2 separate regions of the Homo sapiens genome follow, and region 2 is linked to region 1. A link is a loop called in an ENCODE intact Hi-C map of the cell type or tissue named here. Cell type or tissue: GM12878. All regions are shown on one strand. Links, peaks and the distances in the headings refer to the core of each region. The heading gives the core; the rest is flanking DNA. Region 1 overlaps LOC105377460 (a long non-coding RNA gene). Region 2 overlaps ABCE1 (ATP binding cassette subfamily E member 1).

The links. Peaks named below come from ENCODE experiments on the same cell type or tissue, not always from the same donor. Only the 100,000 strongest peaks of a DNase experiment are listed, where the experiment ranks them.
Region 2: it touches region 1 in a loop (6-fold over the local background); 2 of 110 quality-filtered maps call a loop at or near these places.

What each region holds. Positions count from the first base shown.
Region 1 is chr4:144,168,087-144,180,504 of GRCh38, reverse strand. The region is part of intron 9 of LOC105377460 (a long non-coding RNA gene); the gene reads right to left. Among named protein-coding and RNA genes, the nearest start is that of GYPA, 34 kb to the right of the region's middle. In GM12878, for the core only: a CTCF peak has its summit at 5,936 (motif pointing left); a DNase peak (open chromatin) is centred at 5,894.
Region 2 is chr4:145,125,732-145,138,149 of GRCh38, reverse strand. It overlaps ABCE1 (ATP binding cassette subfamily E member 1), which reads right to left. Exons shown (of 18, transcript NM_002940.3): 18 at 8,626-10,624. The coding sequence ends at 10,577. It overlaps OTUD4 (OTU deubiquitinase 4), which reads left to right. Exons shown (of 21, transcript NM_001366057.1): 21 at 1-4,500. The coding sequence ends at 720. Among named protein-coding and RNA genes, the nearest start is that of ABCE1, 34 kb to the right of the region's middle. RefSeq lists an enhancer at 11,779-12,018. In GM12878, for the core only: no CTCF peak of the experiment used is centred there; DNase peaks (open chromatin) are centred at 5,169 and 5,469; H3K4me3 peaks cover 863 bases; H3K27ac peaks cover 2,326 bases.

The DNA of each region.
Region 1 (12,418 bases), core at 1,476-9,475:
TCAATAGGCTATAACTGACAGTGGCTTCCATAGTGGGTTCTCTGTCCCATCTCTCACTCTGAGTGAAACAGGCTGTCATGTTGTAAGGAGCACTACAACAAGGCTCTCATGGTGAGGAACTGAAGCCTCCAGCCAACAGCCATGAAGCCTGCCAAAAACCATATGCATGAGTTTGGAAATGGCTTCTCCAGCCCCAGTCAAGCCTTGAGAAAACCATAACCCTTGTCAATAGCATGACTAAAATCTCAGGAGGCATGCTGAGCCAGAACCACCCAATCCTGAGAAATTGGGTGACATAATATATGTGTGTTGTTTTAATTTAATATGTTTTGATGCAATTAGTTGTGCAGCAAGAGAAAACTGAAGCACTCACATCTTTAAAGACTGTTCATGAAAACTATTTTTAATGGTTGACTAATAGTCTGTTCCACAGATGTATCATGATTTATTTTACTATCCTATTATTGGATATCCAGGTTGATTTCAATGTTTTGCTCCTTTAATTATTGCAGTATACATGTTTTGTATACTGTCTACATCTATGATTAGCTTCATAGCATCTTAGAAGTAAAATTATTAAATAAAATAGTAATATTTTAAGGTTCTTGATATTTATTACCATATTGTTTCCCAAATGTATTGTACTAATAATGAGTAGTCCCAAAGAGTTAAATTTTATTGCTCACAAAAGGCAGATCTATGACATGACTAAATTGTATCTGTTTATATCACAAACTGTCCTTGATACATAGTGCTCTGTAGTTTATTGCCTCCATTTAAATACTAGTCTAAAAAATAACTAGATCTTTCTATCCATTTGCTTACTGGTTATATGTGATGATTCAGCCTGTTCAATACCAGCTTATATTTTTCCCTTTATATCTGTTCTCTTCCTGTTTCCTTCTTATCTCAGAAAATAGCACCAACATCCTCCCAGTCTACACTCTACTAATCCAGAAACCTGAAAGTCATCTTAGACCCGCCCCTTCATCACACTCTTACATAAACTCTACTCCATATCTTTACTCCTCCCTCTCCTCTCAGGCCCCATTGCTACTGCCTCAGTATCAGCAGTATCAGGACAAATATGCCTTGAGGGAGAAGAATCATCCCATTCCATTCCACCTCTCTCAGAACATGTCTTCTACAGTATAGCTGGGCTTTTATTTTACCTTCTACCAGGAAACCCCATACCTGCCCCCACAGATTTCATAGTAGATGTGGTACAGGCTGCAGGACTGAAAGCAAACTCAGACAGCAGCAAAGTGTAGGCTATGGGGAAGAGTGACAGATTGATGATGACACATCCTTTTCCCATGCCTTTCAGTAGTTGCATGCATTTGAGAATTTTGGTGTTTTCAGGAAGAAAGACAGTAGTTATTCCAGATAATAAAGTTAACTCTTTGTGAATTACTATACATTTTTTTCTTTGAGAGAAATGGACACTCACTTAAATGTGGCTTTGCATTAACTAGTAGGATTATCATATCAATTCCTGGCCATCTACTTTGTTAGCTGTAGTTCCTGAAAAGAACTAAATGCAGATCAAATACAGGTTTAAATGTATTTTACAGATATTTACTGAAATATAGCATGCTTAATGCAGCACCCCTAGATGACTAATGCAAAATAGAATCAAGTACATTTTAAAAGAATACCTTCTCTAGAGCTAAAAACCAATAGTATGTTTAAGTTCTATTGGCACAGAGACAATTGTCACAGTTCAAAGATGCAGCTTCTGGAGGCTGTTTCTACTTAGCCTAATGTAACGATTATTTGAAGAGACATTCAAAGAGCATATTAGAATAAGATTCCCATTTTGTTTGGTTCTTGTTATCTAAGCAGTCATTTTTCACTCCCGGTTAAAGTTAGCACAGAACATTCTTCAGGACAGCCCCTGCATTCCTAACATATTTCCACAAAAGGCCCCTTGGTTGCAGGCCCCTATCTATGTGATAGAGTATTTTTGTGAGTATTTTGTTTAAAAATATTATTCATGGTCATAGCTACTTGTTGTATCAGAGTGCTAAAATCTTTACATACAGTTTCTCATTTCAGCCTCATACCCACATTGCAAGGTATTCATGATTACTGTCCTCTTCCAGGTGAAGAAATTGAAGCTTGTCATTTGAACAAGTTGATCAAAGTCACAGAGAGACAGAAAGAGGCTGGTTTGACTTCATAGTAAGCTCTCTCAGCCTAGATGCTGTTTCTTCTCTTGTGGCTTGTTGCCTAGTAATCCTGTATCACATTGACTTATGATCTTGATTCTTCTATGATGTCTTCTAGGACTTCGAACAAGTCACTGCACATTAGGGCCCTGATTTATGAAGAAACGTCTTCACAGAGTATTAACTTGGATTTAACTAATTCTATTTGCTTCCTGCTCACAGGAGAGGACTATATATAATATAGTCTGTGCTCTAGTGGTTACACACTCAGTCCCTAGTTTTAGTGCTCCCGCAGGTGTATACAACACTGTTTTTACCAGGGAACTGAATTATTAGGGTCTAACCCTCCAGGGGTGTCGGCATTTGCCAGGATGGATGTATAACTTAGTCCACATGAGCTGAAGTTTTACTACACACATGGGAACTTCAGGAATAGCTTCCTGCTCCTTGAAAGTGTATCTTCAGCCCAAAGAGCCTTTTCCAGGCCTATTTAGTGGTATTTGTCTAATTATAGGTGTTGAATAACTGTGTCCTTCAAACTAAACTACATTTTAAAATTAGTTTTCATGCCTTAAAGTAATTAAAGTCACAGTCCATGTTCAGTCATTCCTATAGTAAACTGTCCCAGTGCCCTTGTTTTCCTTCTTTTCTTTCTTTCTCTTGCCCTCCCCACCCCCACCTGATATATTTTCTTCTGCAGCATTTTGGTGTCTAGAGGAAGCTAATTGGTAGTTATTCCAAATAATAAAGTTAGCTCTTTGTTAATTATCATAAAATTTTTCTTGGGGGAAAATGAATACTCTCTTAAATTTGACTTTGGATTATCTGGTAGGATTTCTGTATCAATTCTGGACAATCTATTTTGTTGGCTAAAGTTTCCCAAAAGAATAAGGGCATATAAAACACAAATTTAAAATAACATTAATGAAGTCTAATACTTGAGTAGCATTTTGTGGTTTTCAAAGCACTTTTATAAATGTCAAGTCATTTAATCCTACGACAACCTTCTGTGGAAGGACACAAATTTTAATTAAACATTTATTTCAAGCTAGATATTATGTCAGTGCTTTGCATTTACACTCTGACTTTATATTCATGACAGACCTTCTAGGCATGTATTATCTCCATTTCATAAATGATGAAATTGAGGCTCAAATAAGTTAAATATCTTGTCTAGTATCACACAGCTTTAGGATTTCACCTGAGAATATTGAGACCCCAAATCCAGAGTCTGCACCTGACATTCCAACCTGCTAGGGTGGTTTCCAGTGTCATTCCCAAAGAACACAGTCAAAGCCATGGGAGGCTTAGCCTGTACCATATGTCTCATTGTATAGTAACAATTTTTGTAGAGGAGGCTTACACATATCAGTCTACATCACTGTTACATCTCAAAATCCTCTTCTTTAAAGTTTATTTCCTCAACTTCTTAATTTTATACATATATATATATAATTATAGAGAAATATACAAGTAAATATTTTGGGGGCTTTCTTCCAGATGTCCATAGGAAGATAAAGAGCTGGTGCAGGAATGAGACATGTTGTCTCCAGATCCATGGAGAGTTTTTATTCTACTCCAAAATGGTTTGTAAGACCACAGTTGGTAACTCAACTGTAACAGTTCTTACATGAGTCACTGGTCAGACTGTATGTCCAAAAACAATATTAGATTTGTAATTTGACAGGGTCAGACTTACTCCAAAGAGAATTTAGCCCTTCTAGATGACTTGAAATGTAATTCAAATTTTTGCTTCTTTCTAGAATAGGGCTGAAATAGTAACGTGTACTGACTTCAGGACCCCCTGCTGTTAATCTGACATAACACAAATTTACTACTTTCTTTAATAGAGGGAAGTTCCAGTTTGCAGACTTAAGAGAAGAGAATAACTAGGGTAAGTGAGGTATCATGAAAGAGAGAAATGATACCTGGCTGGGTTGAATTTTTAAATCTCTCAAAAAAGAAGTTTTTTCTCTTAATATCCTTTACGACACATTTTATAATGATACATATATGATTCTATTTTTGTTCCAAATAATAAATTTGTACACACCCATGCACGTTTATGTGTGTGCATGTGTATATGTACTTCATTATTAAGTGAAGTTCACTTCATGATAAGAAATAGCTCCATAAATCTAAAACATGATAAGGGTGAAACAAAATTAATGAATGTTTGAGATGTGGGTCTGGATCATTTTATAAATACATATGTGAATCCTAGTTTCTAGTAGATTTTGAAATCCATAGTCTATAAAATTCCATAAGAGATCCAGCTTTCAGATATAAAATGTCATATATTGTAATTCCTATATAAATATTTCCTTTAAGTTAATGGCTATTTCATGGTAATAGTACATCATTAACTACAATCTGTAGTTTTGCATTTAACTAAACTTTTCACACAAATCATACAACAGATTCCCAACATGTTTTCAAATGTGTCTCCTAAGATACAGTGGAAAATGTGACTTATATTTAAAACTTAATAAATAACTCATTGATGTGAAGTGTTTTAAGTATGGCAATGTGCTGTTTTAAACAAAGTAGTGAAAATATATCACTGACTGTGTCTAGTTGTTTTCACTTCTTTCAAGGTTTAGATTTCCTTTGCCTGCCTGTCTGATTTAACTGGAAAAAAAAAAAAAACCCTTATGGAAAGTGGGAACCTTGCATACTTCAAAGTTAACCAAGATCAAAGTCAAATGAAGTCCACTGAATAAAGAACAAGCCTAAATGCAAAATGTGTCACGTTGATATTGGCTTGAGTCTTTTAGGTTATGGCTTGTACCAAAGCCTTAACTTTGGATTTGTCAGGTATCTAAGCACTGTGAGGTCTTATGGGAAAAAAAATGGTTTACTTAGTTTCTGCAGGAGACCATTTAAACACAAACTTATCTACATAACCAGGGAAATAATGTAGCTATTGGTAAATGAAACCTTGAAAATGTGAAAGGCTTCTTGCCTGTTGCATCTTTGTTAGCTGCATTTAACTCCTGACAAATATTCATCTTCTACAGGCTACATCTTGTCTAATTACAGAATTAGAAAGTTTTAATATGAATTATGCCTCCCTAAAATGTGAGCATGCTAAAAAAACTGAAATTAGCTATTATATCTTTCTATCTCTGCTAGAAGCATCTCTTAAATTGAGACAGTTTCATTGAGTCTTTTCAGGATTCCAATCTTGTTTGTTTTTGAATCTCCACAAATTTAGGGTCTGGGGATTTAGGCTAATGTTGAGTTCAATAAAAAAAAATGGAGAATTATTAACATGCAAAAGGTAGTGTGGTCTGTTATTTAAAAGATGCAATGGGTGTTCTTGAATGTTCTGCTTCATTGGAGCCCTCCTACACCAGACATGTTACCAGTAAAGGCACAATGTTTTTTCCTTGAAATGGTCCATGCTGTTTCACTTGAAACGGTGTGTGCTGCTGCTGGGTGTTCTGTGGTTCTGTCTCAACAACATTACTCAGAACTCACATTCAGCAGGTATCAACCAATAGGCCCTTTGGTATCAGAGAAGGAAATAAATCACATTCTCTAGAAACACCCATCTGTTTTGAATAGTCCCATAGATAGATGGCTGTCTGTTTCCTGGAATATTTAATATTAGAAAAAACTAGTCCAAACAGTTTACTCTCCTTAAGACTAAGCAGCAAAAGGTCTTCCAGTAAATGCACTGCATAATGGGAGAGGCCAGAGACATCCGCCTGTGACTCAAAAACGGAAAGAAAAAAATACTGATAATTTCTGTGACTTTGGTGACCTCTAGCGATCAAATCTTAGAACAAATCTACCAAGTTTCTTTTCTAAAATAGAGGGCTCTACAGAGTTAGATATTACATATTCGTTTTCTAATTTTTCTACTCATTATTTATTTATTGGTTATTATTTTTAATTGCCACATAATAAGTGTACATATTTGTGGAGTGCAATGTGATATTTTCATACATGTGTACAATGTGTAATGATCAAATCAGGGTAATGAGCAAGACAGTCACCTCAAACATTTATCATTTCTTTGTGTTGAGAATACTCAAAATCCTCTCTTCTAGCTATTTGAAAATATACAATAAATTGTTGTTAACTCTGGTCCACACTACAGTGCTATAGACCATTAGAACACATTCCTCCTATCTAGCTATAATTTTGTATCCCTTAACCAATCTCCCCTAGCCCCTCTTCCCCCTACTCTTCCCAGACTTTGTAACCACGGTTCTACTCTCTACTTACATGATATCAACTTTTTTAGCTTCCACATATGATTGAGCTCATGTGGTATTTGTCTTTCCGTGCCTGGCTTATTTCATTTAACGTAACGTCCTTCAGGCTCATCCGTGTTGCCACGAAGGACCAAATTTCATTCTTTTAATGGTTGAACAGTATTCCACTCTTTATACACCACATTCTCTTCATTTATTCATTTGTTGATGGACACTTATTTAGGTTGATTCCATATGTTGGCTATTGCGAATAGTGCTGGAATAAACAGAAGAGTGCAGGTATTGGCCGGGCCTGGTGGCTCACTCCTGTAATCCCGGCACTTTGGAAGGCCGAGGCTGGCTGATGACCTGCGGTTAGGAGTTCAAGACCAGCCTGGCCAATGTGGTGAAACCCCGTCTCTACTATAAATACAAAAAATAGCCAGGCATGGTCATGGGCACCTGTAATCCCAGTGACTTGGGAGGCTGAGGCAGGAGAATATCTCGAACCCGGGAGGCGGAGATTGCAGTGAGCCAAGATCACCTCGCTGCACTCCAGCCTGGGCGACAAGAGCAAGACTCCATCTCAAAACAAAAAAAGAGTGTAGGTATCTCTTTGACATACTGATTTTTGAATATACACTCAGCAGTTAGTGAATCATATGGTGTTCTATTTGTAGTTTTTAGAGGAACCTCCATACTACTTTCCATAGTGGCTGTACTATTTTACATCCCACCAACAGTGCATAGGAGTTCCCCTTTTTCCAAATCCTCACCAGCATTTCTTCTTATTATTATTATTTTGGCTTTTTGATAATGTCCATTCCAACTGGGGTGAGATGATATCTCCCTATGGTTTAGATTTGCATTTCATCGGTGATTAGTCGTGATGAGCATTTTTCCAGATCCACAAAGATACCAATGCATCGTGGTCCCCAGGTACAACCTCACTCTGAGATTCTGATTTTAGGGCTCTTTCTCTTTGATCATGAGTGCCTTCTACCGTATTTGTATTGGTTAGGGTTATATGGTTGAAAGCAAAATAATGCTGTCTAATGGAAGACAAAGTATAAACAAACAAACAAAAAGAATTGCTCAGGAGATCCAGGAAAATGGTACTGAAGAGTCATTCTCTCCAGGGTGTGTTTAGGAAAAACCAGCTTAAACCAGGTTCTGTGTTCGAATTCCTCCACTCAAGACACCATATATGTAGGTATCTCCTTCAACCCTGCTTACCAATAGGAAATATTCTACATAGAGCCAAAGTGATTTTTATTTACTATTACTATACTACTTAGTATATATTATCAAATTGTGTACTTTAAAGTTTTCCCAGATAAATAATGATGCTAATTAGGTATCTCATTGACCATCTCATGTCTTGAGGGAACAACTTATATGCTATTTCTGGGTTCTAGTAGTTTTTTTTTTTTTTCACTAGCTATGGAATTTTGCAGAATCATTAAACAAATCTATGAAATGTATACAAATAAATCCTTAAATCTCTATTGAAGTTATTTAAGTATTACATTACTAAAATCTTTTTTCTTTCTTATGACATAGCATTTCCTTGTTTATTCTTTTAAACTATATTTTGCATCAGTTACAATTTATACCAAAGGTAGTACATTAGAAACATTACTATATGACTCACTAAATCATACCAACTAATAAGATATGAGTCTAGTGACATAGAAAGTGACTGAGTACTTAAAAATGCCTTCTTCCATCATTTCTTATTCTGGGGCCTTTTGTCCAATAAAGAAAGACATCAACATTTTCAAGTACTTTCTTCTCCTTCCTCCCTATGTCCAGGATCTGAGTAGAATGCCCAAATAAAAAAGGTGTCAGCCTTCTGTACTGCCACATCCTATGAGGGAAAAAAAACAACCCTGGTGATTTAACTGAACACATAAATGAGAAACAGATTTGTGTAACATGAGTTTGCTCCAAGCCACAGAAGGCCGACACCATCCATTGGCATATTTTTAAGGTGAAGGGATAATTGAATCCCTTCTACACTAGACAGATAGTTTGTTAAAAAATGAAGCAGCAGGATTTGTCTGGAAGAGACAATTCAAGCTCACATCTCACTTATGAGAAAGCGTGGCAGGACTGAAGGGCATATTTAGCTTTGTACTAAACATCCCCACATGATTAGCCATGCACAAAAGGGCCCCTTTAGTCATTTGAAGCCAAATTATATGCAATGGCTTTAGCAAGAGCAGTCACCACAGTCTTCACTGTGTCACAGAGAGACTTGCAAAGCCGCTTATCTTGGTCCCTGGCCAGCTCAGCTCAGCCTCAGCCTTTGCTTCATTCTGTTAATGATTCCCTAATTAGACACTTCAAGGCTGTCCTAATTAAGACTCTTTTGGTTGCAAGTATCCCAAACCCACTTTAGAATATCTTCATAGAACAAGAAAATTTATCTGAGGGATACTGGGGAGCCTCACAGATTCCAGGCATCAGAAAAGGTGGGAAACCAGGCAGTTCAGTGGACCCCAGGAGATTTTTGGTGATTCTCACTCAAGAATTCTATTAATAGGGCTAAGCTTCTAGCACCCAGTCTTCTGTGTTTCTCCTGAGAAGAATTAGAAGGCCTGAAGTTGTATCCAGTGTCCATGCATGAGCTAATCAGCCATAGTCAAAATTAATGGTCACATAACAAAGTCTATGTCTTCTGAGTGCCACCACTGACAGAGAGCAAATTACTCCAATAAAAGGGATAGGTTCTGGGCAAAACAATCTCTTAGAAGGCCACAGCTGGATATTACCAAAACCTGGAATTTAATTGATTTGATATGGACTAGGTCATCTCCATTCTCCAGTTCTCACAACTAGACTTAGAGACCTTCTAGCGCCTGTTTATACAATCTGAAGATACTACAGTCCTGTCTTTCTCCTGATTGCTATCCATTAGGATAGAGTGGACACTTCTATTTGCTCCATGTACAGGCAGACAGATGACTGCCACATCTCTGTCTTCAGTCTCGATTCCCCTTCTGAGTCCCAAATTCAAGAGTCCATCTTCTTCCTTGACCTCTCCACTAGCATATTCCAGAGAAACCTTAAATTTAACAAATCTAAAATGAAGCATGTGATTTTTCTTTCATTTCCCATCTCTATAAACAGAACCACTCTTTACCTAGTCATTCAAGCTGAAAACTTTGGAAGCAACCTTTAGCCTCCCTCTTATCCTCCTCACCCAATTAAACACAAAGCCACTCAATATTAAGTTCTAAATAGTTAAAACTTAAAGATGCCAAGGTAGGAGGTTTGCTTGAGCCCAGGAGTTTGAGATCAGCCTGGGCAACATAGTGAGAGCTTGTCTCTACCAAAAAATTAGCTGGCCAAGGTGGTGCACACCTGTAGTCCCAGCTACTCAGGAGGCTGAGGTGGGAGGATCGCTTGAATCCTGCAGGTAGAGGCTGCAGTGAGCTGTGATCACACAACTGCATGCCAGCTTGGGGAACAGAGCGAGACCCTGTCTCAAAAAAAAAAAAAAAAAAGACGGTTATTGAATCAGTTTAACTAACACCCCAATAGCTGCCTTAGTTGAAATATCTGACTTTACTCTTATCTCAATTTCTGCTAAGAGCTTCTTACAGTTCTGCTTGTCAACCTTGTTACTTCCCTAATATCTGTTTATCCTGTAGACAGTATGGCTCCACCCTGCTGCACAGCCTCCAGCAGCTTACCAATTGTCTATGGGATGAAGCCCCAAACCCTAACATCATGATCTCACTGCCCATACCTTACAGCCATATCTCTTACTATGACTCTCACCTCTCACTTTATACTCCCCAGTCATACTGAATTTCACTCCTCAGAACAGTATGTAACTGTCTCTTTTGAAAGAGAGGTCTCTATTCAAAAGCCTCTTCATCTGCTCCTGCACGCAGCTTATGAATAATGCCCAAATTCTTGCATTTCACCTATCCCTGCTCCTCCAGACAATGCTAATTGACTTTTGTTGCATGTTTAATATAGCAGGAGGACGTATAGTTTATAGAGAATAAACCTGGGCCATAATGACAGACTGCCTGGGTTCAAATCCTGGCTCTACCACATGTTTAGAAAATAATACATATCTCATAAAATCATGATGAGGAATAATATATTGCCCACAAGAAGTAACTAGTACAATGCCTGATATGTAGTTAGTATTCAATAACTTATAATGTCAGAAGCAAGAGTAACATAAGCAAGGGAGTAACAATGTGATAGGCATCCCATGGTATTATAATCTAAAAATAAATGTATTATCTTTGAGGTCAGCTGGCTCTCAGGGCATGTAGAGACTCACTTATGTTTGTTGCTCCAGCAAGCCACCGAGTTTCTGTCCTCTGACCCAAGACTGCAGTCAAAACAGGGGAAAGAACAGGGATATTGGGATCTGTAGTCTTAAAATTTTATGAAATATTACCAGTCTCTTGGAACTCATTTTAAGGAAATTGGAAGTCTATCACTAAAAATTACCCTTGGCTATTTGCTCATTGATTATTTGAAACAAGCAATACAACTGCTCCTCTAACTGGGGCATATTTGGAAGAAGGGTGAGAATACCATCAGAAAATTCTGTTACTGGCATCATAATCACATTCAGGCATGAGAGATAATAGGGAGTTCCACAGTCACATGGGGGAGCTTTCATTTCCCTGGGGGAATCTGGATATTTGCTGATTTCTTCTATGGCAGCTAACTAGATTATAAGCAGGAAAATGCCATGGAAGTGGGGAGGAAGTATTAACACTTTTAGAGCTTTTAGCGGTTAGTCAGGGCTGGCATAACAGGTTAAGACTAGAGCACCAACCGCAAAGCCTGTTTTCCCCAAAAGACACTTGCTGAGTTTCAGAATGGCGCAGTAGGCTGAAAAGCTAAATTGGGAAAAACAGCAAAATCCTACCAGAGAGAAGGGACCTGCAATAAAGCATATTAATATCTTTCTCAAGACATTTCCACTGAAGCTGCACACTTAGGAAACTAAAAAGCTGAGGTCAAGATTCTGCATATGGGAAAAAATGTTTAGGCATGCAAAGTGGCAGAAAATGTGGCAAATAATCAAGATTTTTAAAAATGAAAGCTTATGGTTGTACACCTAGAGTGTGAATGCACTTAATGTTATTGAACTATACACTTAAAATGTTAAATGATAAAATTTTGTTATATATATTTTATGATAATAAAAACATAAATAAAAACTGAACTACAGATATCTATATATTGGAACCAAGAGACAAATACATTAAAATAATTATGATTAGCATATTCAAGAAAGCAGAGTGAGTTACATAGAATAAATGAAATAAGTAGAATTTCTTTTTTTGTTTTTTAAATAATTTCAACTTTTAGATTTAGAGAGGACAGGTGCAGGTTTGTTACATGGGTATATTGCATGATGCTGAGATTTGGGGTATGATTCATCCCATTATCCAGGTATTGAACATAATACTCAATAGTCTGTTTTTAAGCACTTGCCCTCTTCCCTTCTCCCCCTTCTAGTAGACTCCAGTTTCTGTTCTTGCCATCTTTATATCCATGAATATACAACGTTTAGCTCCTGCTTATAAGTGAGAACATGTAGTATTTGGTTTTCTGTCCCTGCATTAGTTCACTTAAGATAACAGCCTCTGGTTGAATCCATGTTGCTGCAAAAGACATGATTTTGTTATTTTTAAATGGCTGTGTAGTATTCCATGGTGTATATGTATCACATCTTATTTATTTAATCTATAATTGATGGGCACTTAGGTGGAGTCCATGTCTTAGTTATTGCTAATAGTGCTGTAATGAACATAAAAGTGCATGTATCTTTTTAGTAGAATGATTTATTTTCCTTTGGGTATATACCTAGTAATGGGATTGCTGGATTGAATGGTAGTTCTAAGTTCTTTGAGAAATATCCAAACTTCTTTCCACAGGACCTGAACTGTTAGGTTGATGCACAAGTATAATAATTTACATTCCCACCAACAATGTATAAGCTTTCCCTTTTCTCTGCAGTCTCGCCAGCATCTGTTGTCTTTTGACTTTTTAATA
Region 2 (12,418 bases), core at 1,442-9,441, 960 kb before region 1:
ATGAGGCAGAATATTGTCCTGCCCTCTGATGAAAAAGGAGAATTGGATCTGTCTCTGGAAAATCTGGATCTGTCTAAAGATTGTGGTTCAGTTTCAACAGTAGATGAGTTTCCAGAAGCCAGGGGTGAACATGTACATTCTCTCCCTGAAGCAAGTGTGAGCAGTAAGCCGGACGAAGGCCGGACAGAGCAATCTTCCCAGACACGAAAGGCAGATACGGCATTGGCTTCCATCCCTCCTGTAGCAGAGGGAAAGGCTCATCCTCCCACTCAGATTCTAAACAGAGAGAGAGAAACTGTGCCTGTTGAACTTGAACCTAAAAGGACCATTCAAAGCCTGAAAGAAAAAACAGAAAAAGTAAAAGATCCTAAGACTGCTGCTGATGTGGTCAGCCCTGGGGCCAACTCTGTTGATAGCAGAGTGCAAAGACCAAAAGAAGAGAGTTCAGAAGATGAAAATGAAGTGTCTAATATTTTGAGAAGTGGTAGATCCAAGCAGTTCTATAATCAAACTTATGGAAGCAGGAAGTACAAAAGTGATTGGGGCTATTCTGGTAGGGGTGGATATCAACATGTGAGAAGTGAGGAGTCCTGGAAAGGACAGCCAAGCAGAAGTCGGGATGAAGGTTATCAGTACCATCGAAATGTCAGAGGGCGACCATTTAGGGGAGATAGGAGGAGATCAGGGATGGGAGATGGCCATAGGGGACAGCACACTTGATGGTTGTTGCCGAAGTATTTTCTAACAGAAACTCTTAGGTGGAATGTTTCTGAAGGCTTTAAAAAAAATACAATAAAGTAAAAACCGCAGTTGGAACTCTTTCCTCTCCCCAGCCCCCCTTACCTTCACTCCCATACTGGACAAGACATTTTGGACATGAGTTCAAGGGGGCAGGTTAATTCCTGGCATTGCCAGTTTTCTTCATTCAGAATCTGTTTGTTGATCAAGTGACTGTCCCCGTAAAAAGTAGAAGATAAGTTTGTTAAAGTATTTTTTATAAACAGCTTAATATAAAACATTATAGATTTAGTGTTTGGCTTTTTTCCTTATAAGTTTATAAGTTTGATTTCAGATGTTGGAAATGTGTGCTTTATAGTGTTTACTAAAGTGACAAGAAAATATACCATTTGACACACTATAGATTCCAAACATAACGTTGCACCAAATAGAAATGTATATTTTATTATGCAATGCCTTAGTCATAAACTGGGCTCAAACAATTCTCAGCCTAAAACACTGTTGTCTTTTAAAATGCTTCCAACCCAAAGGCCTTTCATCTCAATATCTGTCAAACTTGAATAATGTCTTCTCTTTAATATTCACATAAGGCAGCCTATTAACTGTGTCTTAGCAATGTTGTATATAGTTCTTTTAATATTCATAAGGTATATTTTTGAATTTTGGTATTTGTTGAGATTGCATAGAAGAATAGTAGGAAATCCAATGAAATGGCTGTTTCCACCAAGAATTCTTAGCACTGGTGTAAATATCATGGTGCCTACTCGAAAGAAATGTAGATGCTATGCATTTTGAAAATAATCTGCATCAGTTAGAACTGCAGAAGTTTTTTTAATGCCACTTTAACACTAATGCACTGACAGATTCTAAATATTTTGTGAGAAGAAATGTTAAAAATTTTTAGCTTGACAGGTTTCTAGAGTTGTTTTCTTCCTCCCCCCCCCCCCCGCACCATTGGTTGTGTATCACTTTCACTTTACACTTGCATGTTCTACTTGTCAGGGCTGGAACTATTGTATAGAAGATAATATGATTGTGACTTCTAGTTCTTTTCTAGAGGATGCTGCTAGAAAATGGTTTTGCTTTGTATTTTATAGCTTGTTACCCTTAGGTAGGTAACATCTTACATTCTGTTTTCTTCCAGTCTTTGCAGTATTCACTAGAGGTTCCCTTTGCATGTTGCACTCTGTTCTCATTTGGAGATTGAACTCTGAATTAACACAGTATTCATTCATCTGTGTTATTTTGTAAAAATAACTGTAGCTTATATTCTTTATTTGTGCATACCAATGTGAAAATCCACTCTTTTATTATGTTGAGATTATCTTCTGATCAGGAAGTTTGAGTGCTATGCAAATAACATAGTAGTAATTTCTCTTTGCATGCCATGTGTAATATACCTAGCCAAAACCAGATGCGGTGACTTTCTTTTTTTGTAAAGCAAATTACTTAAGAAAATACAATTCACTTGAATTTGACAAACTGAAACAGATGGGTTTTCTGGGTTCTCTGATAACCTATGGGAATGTTTGGATGCCAGTTGGGCTAGTGAATCGCCACTGTACTGTAATAATGGTTATTTACCTCTGTGCTGTTTTAATTACCTAACGTCTGTGTAACTGCTGATTTGAGTAGTGATTAGCATTTAGATAATGTAACAGGATTTTAGAGAGCACTTTGAAAGATAACATTTTATTATGATGGTGCTAGGTAAAAAATTGTAAAGACTGGGATGGTTGTGTGGAAAACTTTTCTTGAGAGAACCTATTGAAAGGAATTTGTTGTCACCTTCTTAACTAGAATAGTTGTTGAAGGTACCGCTTAAGCCATTTTTTTCTTAACATCGGTGGCTCAGTTAAGGAATGAGAAGATAGAGGGTCCTCCACTTTCAGCTCATGCTTTTTTATGTAGGACTAGCTTACCTGATTTTAATGAAAATCACATTTTGATACAAACACCAGATTTGAAAGTTCAATGTGTTTGATCTCAGGAGTCCAAAATAAGTTGTTGCTTCTAGTGTCCTGCATTTTATTGACTGGGGTTTGATCTCAGCTTCTGAAAATGTTTAAAAATTGGAAGGAAATACTACTCATATCTTCATTGTCACTTTGTCTTACCTCAATTGAGTAACAGAATATAGCTCCTGAAGGAAACACTGATTTGCTTTCTGTTTCCCATATCTCACCTCTAGGATATGATGGAAGAAGTGCTTGAAAGAGAATTTTAGCAGATGGTACTTTTCTCAGTGACCTCTGGAATAAAAGAACTGACTTTTGATAGTTTTAAAATTAATCTTTGCATGAAGGTTGGTTTCGCTTTTTTTCCTTTAAGTTTGTTTTTAAATGTATTAGTCCAGGGGATTTTGCCTTATGCTGAGGTCAAACTAAGGATAAGCAAGCTTTTGTCCTTCATTTTAACTGTTATGTCATACTGTTATGTTGACATATTTCTTTATAAGAGAATAGAGGCAAAAGTATAGAACTGAGGATCATTTGTATTTTTGAGTTGGAAATTATGAAACTTCACCATATTATGATCATACATATTTTGAAGAACAGACTGACCAAAGCTCACCTGTTTTTTGTGTTAGGTGCTTTGGCTGAACTTGATTCCAGCCCCCTTTTCCCTTTGGTGTTGTGTATGTCTCTTCATTTCCTCTCAAATCTTCAACTCTTGCCCCATGTCTCCTTGGCAGCAGGATGCTGGCATCTGTGTAGTCCTCATACTGTTTACTGATAACCCACAAATTCATTTTCATGGCAGACCTAAGCTCAGACCCTGCCTTGTCCTGGCAAGCATAGGTTTTCCCAGACCACAATGCTGATATATCTTATTTAATGCAGACTGTATTCTTGCAGCGTGTTGTTTCCTTTGTGACTCAAGGTTGAATTAAAATGCCTGTGAACTGCAAACTTGCTTATGATTGACTTGGTGCAATAAAGTTCCTTTCTAACCATTTCTGGTTTAGAAAACATTCAGCCATCCTAGAAACTAGCAATATTTATTTTTGCCTCTTTCGTTTTACCTTCATTTTTAGATGAGGTAAATGTTTTGTCTTTTACTTAAGGGTACTAAGCAAGGTCCACTCTAGTGTAGCTGAAGAGAATGCATATTTGGCTACACTATTTCTGTTTACTGTATTTTGCTTCCTACTTTATGTCTAAATGCTATTGTTTGTTTAAAATCCTAATAATGTCTCATTTCCAATATGTTATTTTCAGATAACTAAGGTTTTGCTACTAATGTCAGCCATTTACTCTCCCACTAATTGGGATTATTTTTTAAAAGAGGTCTTTCTCCCCGAAATACAAGTTTTAGAAAATCTTAGAAGAGGGGTGGGTGCATGTCTTAATGCTGGGAAGCGGCAACTTTGGGGTTGAACTTACTTGAATGGATTAAAAATTGCATTGTGTTACAGAGCTAGAAAATTTTATGTATGAAAAACGATAATAGCCTTACACTGAGTACAAATAATACTTTAAGAGCATGTGAAGATGTGATCATTTGTGATGTTACTTGTAAAAAAAAGTATATATACATATCTTTTGAAGTGTTAAAAGGAAACTAGTACTTTATATTCTTTATCATATCACTTTTTGTAAGTGTTGAATATATTCCTGTTTATTTTTCTATGTTCTGTTTTGTAGCCTTAAGAAGTGTTTCAAACATATCTGAATGTATAAAATAAGAGTAAATGCCCTACATGGTGTGATGCTGCATTATATATAAAACTGTGTGCATATATTAAATTTTGTCTCTTGATTCTGCTTGTGATTCTTTGGTTCCAGGGTTAACCAGGTAATATAGCATGTAGATCTTGAGAATTTTTGTAAACTCCTTAAAATAAATGATTTCCATGACATGTTTCCAGCTAGAAGACAATTCTCATACATGCAACTAAAAGCCATGTAGAATTTATAATCTATGGGTACTGTGTAATTTTCCCTAGTTTATATAACGAAATTGAGGCCAAGTTACTTGCTTAGGGTTATGCAACTAGTAAGTGGTAGGACTTGTATTTGAGTCTAGTTTTAAGTGATTTTATAGCTAGTGCTACCATTTTTTTTCTGCAATGACTAAATGGGAATGTGCAGAATATCTAAGAATATGGATTAAATTGTTTTTTAATGGTTTTTACATTTAGCATTCAGTGATATTTATGTTGGCTAAAGGTGAAAGCAAATTGAGTGTTTTGAAAACAAAGTATACTTACTTTATACTCTGAAAACTCAATTTCTTAAAGCCTGTTTTTCTTTATAAAAGTTACCAAAGAATATTATCAAGTCAATACTTGTTTACATACAATATGAACTTTCTGTTAGCCTGGCTTCCTCAGGAGGCCGAACCTGAAACAAGAGCCTCTTTCAGTTCAAGTATTTGACAGAAAAGTGAGTGATCTAGGAACAGGGTCAGCAGGCTGGGAAGGAGGATGAGCTGTTATAAAGGTAACGAGAGTTGGCATGTGGAACTTTTGAGACTGCTTTAGGAGCTGAGTAAAATATAGAACCTTGTGGGAAAGGGAGAAAGGAAGGAGAAAGGAAACATTAGGTTCTTGGCAGTATGCCCGTGGGTTTATCCATGGAGTCAATAAGAGAAGCCAGTGTTGGGGCTGGTTAGTAAGAGGTGTGTTTGTGGCTGGATGGGGGGCTCTTGCAGAATTGGTCACTCCAGAAGTGCATGGCAGTGACCCAAATTAAGTCAGCGGTCTCCAAAAAGTGTCTGATACAAAGGGCCTGCTTTTCACTTTGAATAATTAAACTTTCCCTTTTCATTCAAAGACTTAGGTCTGGGTCTAGGGCATAGTATGAGAATGTAAGTAACTATGAAAGAGGAAGTTAAACACAGCTTCCCTTCATAAACTTTTGCACCCTAACTTAATCTGTGAGTTCTTCATGAAACGTGGACCCCTCAGAATAGTTTAATAGGGTTTTCTAAGAAAAGCTACAGACAGACATAGGTATAAACATCAGTTTTTGAAACTGGTTTTTCTATAATGAATTCATTAGAGAAACTGGGGCTTTAGAGGCAATCCTTTAAAAATACATAACATTCCTGTAATTATATTTTATTTTTCACATTTAGTAAAAAGCATTACAAAGATTAAAGATGTTAATGGTAGGCCAGGCGTGGTGGCTCACACCTGTAATCCCAGCACTTTCGGAGGCTGAGGCGGGTGGATCACGAGGTCAGGAGCTCGAGACCAGCCTAACCAACATGGTGAAACTCTGTCTCTACCAAAAATACGAAAATTAGCCGGGCATGGTGGCACGCACCTGTAATCCCAGCTGAGGCAGGAGAGGCTGAGGCAGGAGAATCACTTGAACCTGGGAGGCGGAGGTTGCAGTGAGCCAAAATCGTGCCGCTGCACTCCAGCCTAGGCAACAGTGAGGCTCCGTCTCAAAAAAAAAAAAAGATGTAAATGTAGATGAGTGTGGTTCTTAAGGCCTCCTATCCCTATGAATATTCTTAACTGAACTGGCAGGTTAACCGATTGATAACAAAATTCTGTGTAGTAAGCCAATTTCTTTTTAAAAAAAATGAGAACCTTGACTTTGGACTAACGACCTCCAGATCAAATAGAAAACAAACTACTGCAATTTACCTATCTAGGGATATATTTGTTACTTGTTGCATCCTTCCAAACTAGTAGTAAAAGCATTTAAGTCCTGTATAGTTTTATAAGATACTTTTATAAATGGAGACAAGAAACCAGAAGCACAGATATAAAGTGACCATTGACATGGGAGACCTATACTTAGGCACATGCAAGGTTGGGAGCTGGAACTAACATTTTCATTAAAGCCAGAGTCACCCCAGCGAAAAGGAGTGAAATTAAAAATTCCCAGACAAAACTGTCTTGGCCTGGGATCCAGTTTCTTAAAGGCAAAAAACAAAACAACCACTGAAAATGTTACCACATTCATTTAGGTTTGAGGTCCAGAAACTCACAAACTAGGAAAACTGAAAAGTGGTTCCAGGGTGGTAACACACTTGGCTCCCCTGGCAGAAGGCAAATGGAGAGCCTCTCAAGGAAAAGACCTTTCTTGATGGCAAACAGGAAACCAGTTTGACTTAACCAGGTTTAAACAAATAGGGATTTATTTCTCAAGAAATGTGGAGAGAAGTGGCTGCTGGCAGTTGTGCAGCATTTTAATGTCAGGAGTAACATTCTTGTAGCTTGTTTTGCATTTCCCTTATATGTGTCACCTTCTGGGCATGAAATGCTTGCTCCATATATTACACCCTCAAGAAGCAGTACCAGATGATAATCTCCCTTTATTAGGAAAACGAGGTTTTCTTGAGGTATTTTCTAGAAAAACCTCAAGAGGTTTCAATTTACTGGCTAGAACTCTCTTGCAGTTAGGTCATATGGCTTAACTGCAAGAGACTAGGAAAGTATGGAAGAGGATTTTCTATGTCTTAGACCAATTATGACCAACCACGTGGGACTGGGCATTGGCAGAGGAGGTGGTAGTGGTGGTGAGTACAGGGCTGAGGATAAATGATATTTGCCACACAAAATCTCAGAATTTTCAGATACAGCCTCACTGAACATCTGCTCACAAACTGAAACACTACAAAGGAAACAATCTTCCAAGAGCAACAGTCAGCACAGTATACAGCCAAGTTTAGACCTGCATGTATTAAGTGGACAGAGTAGAAATGCTTAAAAAAATTAAGACAAAGCGGTGAAAAATTAAAGTAGAAGCTCCGGAACAACTACTGTCTGGATATTTCCGCTTCTCTAACTGGCCTTGCTTTGTCTCTTCAAGTCCTACTACTTTCAGCATGTAAAAAACTAACTTCAATCTGGAAGGCACAGAAAGCTCATCACAATCTGCCCATATCCATCATTTCCTTCCATTAATCTCTTAAATGCCCATGTTCCTTTCTGCCTCTCACCAGACATGTATTTTGCTTTAGGTAGATTATCTCACTTATCCTTTTAACAACTCAGTAAGATGGGTGCTGTTACTCTTTCCTGGGACCTAATTCCTTTATGTAGTCCTTTCTGACATTCCAACTCAGAATGATTACTTTCTCTTCTGAACCACTCACTGAGTGCTCACAGCAGACTAGGCACTGGGGTTAAGGACTTGACATACCTGTATCCAAGTATATTGATGAACATGAAGGAAATTATACAACACAGCAGTTTTGTAGTCTTCCTACTTTCTCTGTGGCATGCAGGTTCATTCCTTCAATACAGTAGGCCACTACATGCCAGACACCATGCTATATATACTGAGTGTTAAGACAGATACAAGACTGGACTTCAGAATGCTTGTAGTCTAAAATTAGGTTAACCTAAATTGCAAAAAACAGTTGTAGCATCAATACACTGCCTTTAAGACTACACTAAGTGAACACAGAAAATATGGATTATCCAGTATTATCTCAAATGTGGAGAGAAGTGGCTACAGATGCCACTATTATTATCCAATGACGATTTAAAAACTTCAATGGCTGGGCGCGGTGGCTCATGCCTGTAATCCCAGCACTTTGGGAGGCCAAGGCGGGTGGATTACCTGAGGTCCAGTTGAGACCAGCCTGGCCTACATGGTGAAACTCCGTCTCTACTAAAAATACAAAAATAGCTGGGTGTGGTGGTGGGTGCCTGTAATCCCAGCTACTCAGGAGGCTGAGGCAGAATTGCTTGAACCCAGGAGGCGGGTTGCAGTGAGTGAATATCACATCATTGCACTCCAGCCTGGGTGACAGAGCGAGACTCCATCTCAAAACAAACAAACAAAAAAAAACCCCCAAAATTTCAATGATTTATAATCACATGCAAAGTGTAAAATTCAAAGGGTATTATATATGTGTATATATAAATGTCTCCTTTTCCCGTCTATTCTTTGATCAAATTGTCCTTGTCAAAAGCAATCTGTTTCTTGAGTATTCCTTTATTTCAATATTTTGTATATTTTCACAAAAATGGTAGTATAATAAACTGTTCCAGTTTTTTGTTTTTTTAAGTATTTGAGACTTTTTCCAATTAGGACATATGAAGTAGTCTCATTCTTTTGCTAACATCTGCATTGATTTTATACTGATTTTATAAGTATTTTTCTTGTGTTAGCAATTGTAGGCCTTTCTGTTGCTATGTAAAATTTTAAGATACATATTTTAAAGATTTCATTTACATGAAAATACGTTTAATACATATTCTGTCATTAGCAGTAAGTAGAACTGTGCTCTTATATCACAAGTACTTTCTTTAAGACAATCCAGGATCAGTAAATAACAATAGCTTTTGCTTATTTTATTCAATATATTTGAAATGATCATTCACAAATTTAACCTATCCTTAAAAATAGGCATTACTTATTTTAGTATAATCCCATTTGTATACAAAACAAACCCTTTACATATTCACACTTAGGTAAGTGCACAGAAAAAAGCATGAAAGAATATACATTATTAAATTCAAACGCTGGTAACCTTTGGGAGGGTAATAAAGGGAGATCATTTTTTTATTCCATTCTGTATATTTGAATTTTTTACAACATGTATTTATGGGTTACTGAAATTATTTTTAAAAGGCATAATAGGGTCCAGTTAAACCATACTTTCTAGCCATTATTTGCATATTAATCAAGACTTCTGTTATTTCAAGTAGCTCTTAAAGTTTGTCAAACAGTTTCTAATTTCCTCCTCAATTTTGCTTGCCCCAGTCATTTATTTAGTAAACACTCTTCCTCACTCATAATTCCAGTTTAGTCAGAAGTACAACTTAAAGTGGCTCCAGGCTCCAGGTAATCCTGTTCAAAATTCAGGAACTCAAGAAATTTAGATGGGTTTTTGGAACTACAAAATGGTTTAGATAATGTGCTCTATATCCAAACTCACAAATGAATATATGTGGTACCAGGGGATACTTTGTATTGCCATCTGGGGACTTTTGCATTAATGTTGCCTTTAGGGAAGTGGTTTATAATCCTTGGCTGCCCAACAGAAAAATCTGTGGAACTTAAAAAAAATACATAGATGCTTAGGCACCATCTTTAAAGATTTCGAGTCTGTAGTTCTAAGGGAAGCAAATATTCTTTAGAAATGCTTTTTCCTAAATCTCAATCAGTGATTATATAAATATATGTGTACAAAAATGACATTACCTAGAGAATGACTGAATACAGAACCTCATGGAATGCAAAAACAAAAAAAGTTCAGAGTAAAGTTAGGGGTTTTTTGCGGGGAATGGAACTGAATTGGTTTTTGCTAAACATGTTTAAAAGCACCAAAAAAGATTAAAAACAATTTAAAAATACCTATTTTTCCAACAGTGGTGTTTTGCAGTAGATAATCTTCCTCGGAAACCATATACTGGTAATATAGTGCAAAGACTGAAAACAAACAATAAACATAATCCTGATGTTTATTTATCAAATGTCAATCAGTGGAATCTTTGACTGGCTTTTAAAATAAGGGCAGTTTCATTACACTGGCATACTTGGCAAACCAGGTAAGTACAGAAACCCTTTTCAAGATTTAAAAAATGGAGCAACACTGGTCAGCATTTGGTACCGTGAATATAATACACCTACTGAAAATCTTCCCATACATCATGAAAACTTGGAAGTAATTTGTATAGCTTGAAATGTCTTCATTTTAGAATATTATGCACAAAAGAGCCTCTTCAGGAACAGAAAAGTGGCATTTTCTGTGTTTCAACTACAATTTAGAACCCAACTGGCTTTTTATGTTATATTAAGTATATTATACTTCAAGTTCCAGAGTATGTGGGGCATAAAATCCTGATTCAAGTTTTATATGACAAAAAATTCTAGTAAATACTCCTTTTAATAAATGGCTTATCAATATTCTCAGAGTCAGTCTAATCATCCAAGAAAAAGTAGTTTCCACTCTTCTTTTGTTCTACATCCTAAAAAAGAAAACAGAAGCCACAAAAATCAGCAACACGATTCTACTATAGGTAAAAGTAGACTTTCACTCATGGTATTACTTAGCTGTGCTTAAAACAGTGCCTGTACAACCTGTTCTGCACATACCATCTGTTTCTGGATATTCCTGGGTCCACTGCTCAAAGGAAAGATAACTACCTCTGCCCCATCCCTAATGCTAGAATGACTCACTTGCACCAACTCAAGTAAAGTCCCTTTATATAAGATGCCTCACATATATAAAATTTTGCTATGTGTTATTATTTCTAGGAAAACTATTAAATTCCATTTTCATCAATGCAACTTTTATCTCCAGATTCAAAATGCAGCATACTGTCAGTTTGAGATCTGCCTACTACACAAAATATATATATATAAAGTTTTTTCCAATACTGGCCAGTAACAATCTCACCTACCTACTTGTTGAGCTGTTCTCTTATTAGGATTAAGGTATGACAATCTTAAGATGAGTAGGCATACAGAAATGATAACTCATGGTGACTGAACCATAAGTCTGTCTAAGAAAATGACAATACAAAGTGTCCTTAATGCTTCCAAAGAAATTCTTCTTTTCTACCCAATATGCTTTTCAAAACTGAGAAAACTCTTCAATTTTATGTGAGAACTTAACCATTTCTCTATCCTGGCCAAGAAGTAATATCAATCAGAAAAAAGGCATCCAGACATACTGTTAGGTGCTTAAGAATACAATGACGTGCAAGATAACTTTGCCTCTGGCATTCCAAGAGCTCATGGTTTAGCAGCAAAGCTAGGACTACAAATATGAAAATAAATGCTACAGCAGAAGTATGTATAACATACTTCTAAAGCTTTTAAGCATTAAGGATGATGGATACAGAGTGATAAAATGTAAACACTTTGAGGCACTGCAGATATTAAAAACAGAAATGATGGCCAGCATGGTGGCTCACGCCTGTAATCCCAGCACTTTGGGAGGCCAAGGCAGGTGGAACACTAGGTCAGGAGTTCAAGACTAGCACGGGCAAGATGGTGAAACCCCATCTCTATCAAAAAAATACAGAAAATTAGTCGGGTGTGGTGGTGGGCACCTGTAATCCCAGCTACTCGGGAGGCTGAGGCAGAGAATTGCTTGAACTCGGGAGGCAGAGGTTGTAGTGAGCCGAGATCACGCCACTGCACTCCAGCCTAGGTGAGAGAGTGAGACTCTGCCTCAAAAAAACAAACAACTAAAACCAAAACCAAAAAAACAACCCAGAAATGCTTTTAGAGTTCATTTACTTTCTGTTTCTGAGTGACTAAGATTTTTGCCTTTTAAGAAACAAATACTGTATTTCACAGAGGAAATCAACTGTAGGGTGCACAACTGTGAACTACAAAGACAAAAAACATTGTCAATTAAGTAGACACAATGTTTTCCTCATCACAGGAGCTTGTTTAGACTTTCAAAATATACTTTTTTTGCGGGGGTTGCGGGGGCGGGGGCAGGGACAGAGACTCGCTCTGTTGCCCAGGCTGGAGTACAGTGGAACGATCTCAGCTCACTGCAACCTCCACCTCCTGGGTTGAAGTGATTCTCCTGCCTCAGCCTCCCGAGTAGCTGGGATTACAGGCGCATGCCACCACGCCTGGCTAATTTTTTGTATTTTTAGTAGAGATGGGTTTTCACCGTTAGACAGGATGGTCTCGATCTCCTTGGCTTCCCAAAGTTCTGGGATTACAGGCATAAACCACTGCGCTTGGCCTAAAATACACCTTTTAATCATGTATTGAAAAATATAACAGAAATTGGTTAA